Linked DNA regions of Homo sapiens: region 2 is linked to region 1. A link is a contact called in ENCODE Hi-C or POLR2A ChIA-PET data. All regions are on one chromosome and are shown on one strand. The core of a region is the stretch at or near the end of the contact, and the rest is flanking DNA. Distances in the headings are between cores, read along the strand shown. Region 1 overlaps AHCYL2 (adenosylhomocysteinase like 2). Region 2 has its middle 37 kb from the start of TNPO3.

Evidence for each region. A loop is a pair of places that touch in the nucleus more often than their neighbours do. ChIA-PET counts read pairs that join two places held with the same protein, here RNA polymerase II (POLR2A). Pooled maps may share reads with other maps.
Region 2: a pooled map shows a loop between it and region 1 (4-fold over the local background). The contact joins two enhancer-like sites. A Hi-C loop is called at or near these places in 2 of 37 single-sample maps with no recorded cell type and 5 of 50 pooled maps. POLR2A ChIA-PET finds 5 or more read pairs at or near these places in 2 of 52 experiments (GM12878 and OCI-LY7).

Annotation. Positions count from the first base shown.
Region 1 is chr7:129,269,006-129,273,335 of GRCh38, forward strand. The region is part of intron 1 of AHCYL2 (adenosylhomocysteinase like 2); the gene reads left to right. Among named protein-coding and RNA genes, the nearest start is that of AHCYL2, 46 kb to the left of the region's middle. RefSeq lists an enhancer at 2,783-3,077. Within about 2 kb of position 1,891, at least 2 of the 41 ENCODE cell types and tissues checked have a DNase peak (open chromatin) inside an H3K27ac peak, as active enhancers do.
Region 2 is chr7:129,090,089-129,094,885 of GRCh38, forward strand. It overlaps the pseudogene LOC112267982. Among named protein-coding and RNA genes, the nearest start is that of TNPO3, 37 kb to the left of the region's middle. Within about 2 kb of position 1,588, at least 2 of the 41 ENCODE cell types and tissues checked have a DNase peak (open chromatin) inside an H3K27ac peak, as active enhancers do.

The DNA.
Region 1 (4,330 bases), core at 641-3,140:
CTGGACGTTTCATATAATTTGCCTATTCTGGACATTTCATATAAATGGGATCATAACCATATGTGTAGACCTTTTGGCTTTCAAAGTTTCTTTTTTTTCTTTTCTTTTTTTCCTAAATGATTCCTGTTTTTTTTTTTTTTTCACTTACTCTGTTGCCCAGTCTGAAGTGTGGTGTGGCACGATGATGGCCCAGTGCAGCCTCAACCTCCCAGGCTCAAGCCATCCTCCCACATCAGCCTACTGAGTCCTACTGGGACCACCATGGTGTGCACCACCATGCCTAATTTTTTTTTTTTTTGAGACAGAGTCTTGCTCTATTGGCCAGGTTGGAGTGCAGTGGCACAATTTCAGCTCACTGCAACCTCCGCCTCCTGGGTTCAGGTGATTCTCCTGCCTCACCCTCCTGGGTAGCTGGGATTACAGGCACGCATTACCATGCCTGGCTAATTTTTTTTTTATTTTGAGTAGAGATGGGGTTTCACCATGCTAACCAGGCTGGTCTTGAACTCCTGAGCTCGTGATTCACCCACCTCAACCTCTCAAAGTGTTGGGATTATAGGCGGGAGCCACTGTGCCGGTTTTGTTTTGTTTTGTTTTGTTTTGTTTTTTAATAGAGATGGGGGTCTCACTATGTTGCCTAGGCTTGTCTTGAACTCCTCGGCTCAAGCAGCCCTCCTGCCTAAGCCTCTCAAAGTGTAGCCACCATATCCGGCCCTAAATGAGTTCTTTTTGTATTCCGTAATTTTTAGAGTTCACCTTAAATTTTACAGTGTCTATAGATTGATAAATTTGCTTGATACTTAATTCATGCTTATATCCTTATCACTAAATGCATAATATATGTCAAATAAATTATTTGTAATGGATTTTTTATGGACATTAAAATATATTCTTTATTGATATTGTTCCAGTGTCTGACTTTCATTTATAATTTCATATTACCATTTTTGCTCCTATCTACTACTCACTTTCTAGCTAAAGTGTTTATACTTACAGTGATGGAAAGTTTTTGACTTGGGCCTTCCTTATTCCTGCGTATTATTTAATTTTACAGTGTTTGGTAGAAGCAAGGTCAAAAGTTTACTGAAAAGAAAATGAAGCCCATTAGGAGACTATTAGGTATATCTTAATATTTCCTTTCTCAGTTCCTTTAGATCCTTCCTCATTGTATTATCTGGGTCACACTGGTTGAGGGATTCTACCTTCCTAATGTAACGTCAGTTGTGTTTAGAACTGCCTTGACATACGTACCTGCTTGATTGGCGTCCTCTTCTATTAGTCACCAGAGTACAGAGATACTCAGTTCCAATGATAAAAATAGTATACATTCCCTTTAGTTAGAATCTTCTTAGTGCAAATAACCTTGGACCTATGGGTCCTGTCCATGATAAAAGGCAGAACATTTTTCACTTTTTTCTTTGAGTTTCTCTTCCTGTGACTTCCCCCTCCTTGTTATATGTTTTACATTTGACAAAGGGGGAAAGAACACTCAAGATTCCTAGTCATATGCCAGATAAATATATAATAGACATTATTTTAAATCTATAGCTGAGCTTGTGAAAAAGTAAGGAAAATCCTTAGGGGCAAAAAAATGATGAGGGCATTGAAAATCAGTGTTAAGTACATAAGCTAAAGTTACGGCTGCTCTGGATGACTAAGAGACTTAGTTTTAACAACCACATGGGAATAAGAGACTTTTTTACTCCCTTGCAGAAAGCTAAGTTCCTCAAAGGGTTTCCACATTATTGAAAAGATGATCTAGAAAAAACATTTGCCCCATGGCATAGAGAAATGTCAAGGAAGTTTGTCCACTCCGTGTGGGCTTTAGGTGAGAAAGGTTTCTCTGAGAATTTGTTACCTGGGGTTGTCTTCACATAGGTTCAGTTTAGAATGTTCCTCTTTTTCTGCAGTCCAGGAAACCCAAAGCCAAGAAATTAACATATAAAGTAGTCTTGAATCTGCAACAGTCCTACGGCATCAGGCTGAAGCAAGTGCAAAACTTCTCTATAGGGATATCCTCAATCTAGGCCACACCAAATCTCACAGCTAAAGGTGCTCTAAAAAAAAAAAGTTTGGGCCGGGCGTGGTGGCTCATGCCTGTAATCCCAGCACTTTGGGAGGCCGAGGCGGGCGGATCACGAGGTCAGGAGATGAGACCATCCTGGCTAACACGGTGAAATCCCGTTTCTACTAAAAATACAAAAAATTAGCTGGGCGTGGTGGCAGGCGCCTGTAGTCCCAGCTATTCGGGAGGCTAAGGCAGAAGAATGGCGTGAACCCGAGAGGTGGAGCTTGCAGTGAGCCGAGATGGTGCCACTGCAATCCAGCCTGGGCAACAGAACGAGACTGTCTCCAAAAAAAAAAAAAAAAAAAAGAGTTTTAAAATAGACCTTCAAAAAATATAGTCACTGAAACTTAAAATTTGGTGGACAATATCAATGGTAGAATGGATACATTATGGTATATTCATAGAACAGAATACTATTAAGCAATGGAAATGAATAAATTGCTGCTATGCATAAGATCATGGCTGAATAACAATAATGTTGAAGGAAGGAAGCCAGATGTAAAATAATATATACTATGTTATTTTATTTATATAAAGCTAAAAACCCGGGTGCGGGTAACATTGGATTTTTGTCCTGGGTGATAGTTACATGGCTGTTTCACTCTGTTATAATTCATTGAATTTATAATTTGTATACTTCCTCCATTTAATAGAAAGCAGATAAGGAAAATGTAATAAATGTCATAGAAAAGATAGGATAAATAGAAAGCATAATAAAAGATGGTAGAGATAAATCCAAATGCATCAGTAATCATACTGAACATAAATGAATTACACTTATTGAAACAAAGACAGATTGTTGTAGCATGTTTTCAAGATGGCTGATGTTAGTTCCTTCCCTCCACATGTGCACCACCCCCATCTAGTGGTGGAGTTTATTCCTCTGTTCATACCAAATCTGGGCTGGCCTTAGTGACTTGTTTGGTGAAATGTGGCAGAGATAACATTCTGGGACTTTCAAGGCCAGGTCATGAAAAGTTTTGCAGCTTCCATCTAGGCCTATTTGAACATTCTCTTTTGGATTGCTGTGCTATGGAACATTTAGTCTTGGAACCTAGCTGCCATGCTGTGAGGAGTCCAAGCCAGATGGAGAGGCTCAGCTGAGCTCCTAGCCAACAGCTAGCATCACTTTTCAGCTACGTGAGTTCCAGTTCCAGTGGGCATCATATGGAGAAAAGCCCAGGCCCTAGGCGTATGGCTCCCAGTCTAGTTATCCTCAATCAATGGAGCCACCTTACCTGAGGCCCCAGATGTTATAGAGCAGACACGAGCTGTTCCTGCTATACTCTGTCTGAATCAGAATTGTGAGTATAATAAAATGGTTGTAGTTTTATGCCACTAAGCTTTAGGGTAGTTTGTAGTGATAGATAACTGAAACCAAATTTGGTACCTTGAAATAAGGTGCTGCCAAAACCTACAATTTGCATTGGCTTTGGAATTTGGTGAGGGTTAAAGATGGAGGGACCTTGAGAAGACAGTGAAGGCTTGAAACACAGAGAGAAAAGTGTTATTGGAGGCTGGGAAAAGAGTGAACCTTTGTTATATAGTGATTCAAGGTTTATTGGTACTGCCACATGTGGTTACATAGACCATAGAAAATGTATCTAATGACTTCAGTGTATCTAAGGAGATTTCTAGGCAGAATGTTGAAAAAATGTTACCTAGTTTTTTCTAAGTATGATAAGGTACAAATTGATAAATGAACTAAAAAATGAACTACTAAGTTTTAAAACAGAACTTAGAGGAAATATTTCTAACCCAGGAATGGTTGTGTTATTATAGAAAATAAAACTTTTTCTCATCTCTAGTTGCTTCAAATGGCCAATGACTTTTATTTTATTATTATTATTATTATTTTGAGATAGTTTTTCTGTCACTTAGGCTGGAGTGCAGTGGTGCTCACTGCAACCTCTGCCTCCCGGGATCAAGTGATTCTCCTGCCTCAACCTCCTGAGTAGCTGGGATTACAGGTGCCCGCCATGATGCCCAGCTGTTTTTTTGTATTTTTGGTAGAGACAGGGTTTCACCATATCAGCCAGGCTGGTCTCAAACTCCTGAGCTCAAGTGATCCATCCGCCTTAGCCTCCCAAAGTGCTGGGATTATAGGCATGAGCCACTGCGCCTAGCCTGACCAATGACTTCTAAATAAATGGCTTCAGAGGAAAGATAAAATTCAAGATGCTACCAATAAAATATGGCCTCAAAGTAAAGATCTCAGTGATGCAACTGTAAATCCCTTTGCTAAGACTTTTTTTTTTTTTT
Region 2 (4,797 bases), core at 338-2,837, 180 kb before region 1:
CTCACTTGGGTGGTTTTTGTTTATTTCCACAGTGCTTAACACTGTGCTCGCAGAGTTAGTGATTGCCCAATACATTTTATATAGAGCAGTAGAATTGCTTTGTCGTATGAAACTTTAAAAAGAATTCCAATAGATAAATAAAAGTGGCATTTCAACCGTTTATTTTATCTAAGTCAGCCAGTAATAAAGGTAGGACTTTTGCAGTGATCTCAATAACATTAAATGAACATGATGGCTGATCCTTGCAACCACAAGGTTTTTTAAAATCCTGATTCACATAATAAGAAGTTGCAAATGCCAAATTTCTGTTTTCTTTTAAACAGGTCACTTTGCAATTAAATATTTGCAGAACCTCTGAAGCACCTCTTCAAAACTCTAGGGCTCTCAGAAACGTGGAGTAAAAACTTACCCTGATGTGAGGTCAGGGTACAGGGTCTTGATTTCAGTCCTAGTGATGCTGCCACTCTGCCGGATAACCTTGGGCATGACACTTGACCTCTGAGATTTGTTCCTCCCTTGTAAATGGAAAGAGCTGAACTAAAGAACTTCTCAAAATTTAGTGCGCATGGATAACCACATGTATATACTGGAGGAGGGTGCGTGCCCATTTAAAATGTAGGTTTCTGACCCACCCAGTGGCGTCTGAGTCAGGGTCCTGGAATCTGCATTTTAACAAGCACAGCTGATTCTGGTGCTAGTGACAATTGGGCACAATTTGAGCAGCACAGGAGCAAATGGTCTTTTAGGTCCCTTCTGGCTCTGATGTGTGTGATTCAGGTGAGGTTGTTGAAGAGAAGTGGGCTGCAGCATTGGGAAAGGAAAAGTGAAGGAGAAAACCATTCAACAGTGGGGAAAATTTTGTTTTTTTAAAAAGCCTATTGTGTCAATATTCTACTTTATTTCTTTTTTCTTTTCTTTTCTTTTCTTTTCTTTTTTTTGAGAAGGAGTCTCGCTCTGTCGCCCAGGCTGGAGTGCAGTGGTGGGATCTTTGCTCACTGCAACCTCCACCTCCCAGGTTCAAGCGATTCTCCTGCCTCAGCCTCCCGAGTAACTGGGATTACGGGCACCCACCACCACGCCTGGCCAATTTTTGTATTTTTAGTAGAGACAGGGTTTCCCCATGTTGGCCAGGCTGGTCTTGAACTCCTGACCTCAAGTAATCGGCCTGCCTCGACCTCCCAAAGTGCTGAGATTACGGATGTGAGCCACCGTGCCCGGCCAGCATTCCACTTTTGAAAGCCCCCGTGACCCTGGTCCAGAAGGACTTTGATTCCTGGCCCTGGTCTTCAAGCTCTTTGCAGAGGCAATGCACATTTTATTCTCCATGAGACCACAGGAAGAAAAAAAAACACCCTCAAATTTCCCAACCCCATGCCCTAAATTTCAATGCGCCAGAGATGAAATGCAACTTGCGAAATGCCTCCCTGCTCTTCTGCTCCACAGTTTCTCCATAGCTTGGCTTGGGGCAGGAGGGGACAGAGGAGGGTTTGGCCAGTCGGGGGTCTAGCCCTCAAAGCCAGATTAAACCCAGGCCACAGCGACTCCTCTCAATTCTGCAATTGGGTCCCAGCTCAGTGTGGCCATATCGCCCTCTTGCGGTAGAAAGCGGGACTCCGCCTGGCTAGGGGAACAGACGCCAGGGGCTGACTGTAACAAAGACCGGAAGCTCTTCTTGGATCCAAGGCAGGTGCAAGGAGGGAAAAAAGGTATCACCAGAGGGACGCTCTTCATTATGACTTTTTCTCTTTTTCCTCACCCTTTCTGCTTCCCAAACCCAGTTCTCCCACTTATCGTTGCCCACTATTAAAAACTGCTTTGTAATGAGAAAACCTGCAGTTTACAAGGTGTTTTCACAAACTTCATCTTATGTAAGCCACTCTCACTGCCTTTTCTCACTTCTCTTCCTCTTCCAGAATGAGAAGAAAAAAATGGAAAAAACAACAAACAAACAACAACAACAAAAAAAAACTGAAAAAAAATTACAAATGCCTTTCTAGTATTTTGCAAAAGGGTAGGCCTGCCCACACCCTTGGTTTAGGTTCCAGGACCAGTTATCTTGGAGCTGAGATCATAACCTTCACCCCTGTAAGGACCCCTTAGCTTTGTGGTCACAAATAGAGTCTTAAACTTGCCAGGGCTTGGTCACAAGAAGAGAGAGCAAAACATATGACCAAAGCGGCACAAGGCCGCTAAACAATTATTTTTGTTTCATCAACTGTTTTTTTTTTTTTAAGAGACAGGGGTCTCAGTGTGTTGCCCAGGCTGGACTTGAACTCCTGGGCTCAAGCAGTCCTCCCACCTCGGCCTCCCAAGTAGCTAGGATTACAGGTACACACTAGTGTACCTAGTGTACAGTAGTGTAACTAGTCTGGCTAGTTAATTAACTTTTAATTTAATTTAATTTTGAGATGGAGTCTCCCTCTGTCGCCCAGGCTGGAGTGCAGTGGCTCGATCTTGGCTCACTACAACCTCCACCTTCCGGGTTCAAGCGATTCTCCTGCCTCAGCCTCTCGAGTAGCTGAGACTACAGGGGAGTGCCACCACGCCCGGCTAATTTTTTGTGTTTTTAGTAGAGACGGGGTTTCACCATGTTAGCCAGGATAGTCTCGATCTCCTGACCTTGTGATCCACCAGCCTCAGCCTCCCAAAGTGCTGGGATTACAGGCATGAGCCACCGCGCCAGGCCTATTTTTTTGAGATGGAGTCTCACTCTGTCACCCAGGTGGGAGTGCAGTGGTGCTGATCTTGGCTCACTGCAAACGCTGCCTCCAGGGTTCAAGCGATTCTCTTGCCTCAGCCTCCCGAATAGCTGGGATTACAGGCATGTACCACCACACCCAGCTAGTTAATTAACTTAAAAAAATAATAATCAAATTATGGGCTGGCCGTGGTGGTTCAGGCCTGTAATCCCAGCACTTTGGGAGGCTGAGGCGAGTGGATCACTTGAGATCAGGAGTCCCAGACCAGCCCGGCCAACATGGTGAAACCCCATCTCTACCAAAAACACAAAAATTAGCCGGGCATGGTGGCGTGCACCTGTAGTCCCAGCTACTCAAGAGGCTGAGGCAGGAAAATCGCTTAAATCCGGGAGGCAGAGGTTGCACCAGGTAGAGATTGCACCACTGCACTCCAGACTGGGTGACAGAGCAAGACTCCATCTAAAAAAAAAAATTAATCAAATTATAACAAAAATTGAAAAATGCACAAATCATAAATGTACCATTCAAATAATTTTCACAGAGTACACCTGTGTAACTAAGCCTCCAGATCAAAAAAGAGAACATTACCAGCATTCCCTAATGCCCCCCTTCATGTTCCTCCCAGTCACAAATCACCCCCACTGTAACTCCTATTATGATTTTTAACATCATAGATTAATTTTATCTGCTTTTGAATTTCATATAGAAGGAATCACACAATATGTACTCACATATATGCCTTTTGCTGAGCACTGTGAATTAATCTATGTTGTTGCACACCATTCTTTCCTATTGTGCTAGTATGCCATTGTAGAAATATACCACAATGTATCCATTTTATTCATGGTAGACATTTTGGATATTTATAGTTTAGGGCTATTATAAGAGTGCTTCTTTGAACATTCTTGTATTCAAGAAAAAACAGCATTTTCTAGAGTGATCAAAGGGATTAATGGGACATTTATATACCTAGAAACATGATTTATATATATGGATATAAGAAAACAACAGGCATTATGAATCCTATTTATTTATTGAACTTCCATGTTTATTGCAGCACTATTGATGATAGCCAAGATTAAAAATCAACCTAAAAATGTCCATAATCAAATGAATGGGTAAAGAAAATGTGGTGTATATACACAATGGAGTATTATTCAGCCATAAGAAAAGAAAATCTTGTCATTTTCAATCATGTGGATGAACCTGGAGGACATTATGGTAATTGAAATAAGCCAGACACAGAAAAACAAATACCTCATAATCTCACTCATATGTGGAATCTAAACAAGTTGACCTCATTGAATCAGAGAGCAGAATGGTGGTTACCAGAGGCTGGGGTTTTACGGGGAGGTTTGGGGAGATGTCTGCCAAAGCACACCTAATTACAGTTAGATAGGAGGAATAAGCTCAAGAGATCTGTCACACAGCATGATGACTGTAGTTAATGATGATATATTCTATCTTTGAAGAATGCTAAGACACTTGATGTTAAGTGCTGTCACTACAAAAATCATAACTCTGTGAGGTAAAGCACTTAATTGGCTAGAATTAAGCATTCAACAATGTATATATACTTCAAAACATCATGTTGTAAATGATAAATGCATAAAATTTTATCTGACAATTTAAAAAGTAAATAAATTATATATCAATATCTATCTACCTATATATAGCTACATATATATATATATATATATATATATATATATATTTTTTTTTTTTTTTTTTTTTCCTTGAGACAGGGTCTCAAGGTCACCCAGGTTGGAGTGCAGAGGTGAAATTATGGCTCACTGCAGTCTCTACCTCCTGTACTCAAGCGATCCTCCCACCTCAGTCTCCCAGCTAGGTGGAACTAGAGGCGTGCACCATCATGCCTGGCTGTTCGGAGGGTGTGTGTAGAGACAGGATCTCACTATGTTGTACCGGCTGGGTCTTGAATTCCTGGGCTCAAGCATTCCCCTCACCTCGGCCTCCCAAAGTGCTGGGATTAGAGGTGTGAGCCACTATGCCTGGCCAAAAAAAGTAAATAAAACTTTGGAACACATTATGAAAGGATAGCAGTAGGCTGGGCATGGTTGGCTCACACCTGTAATCC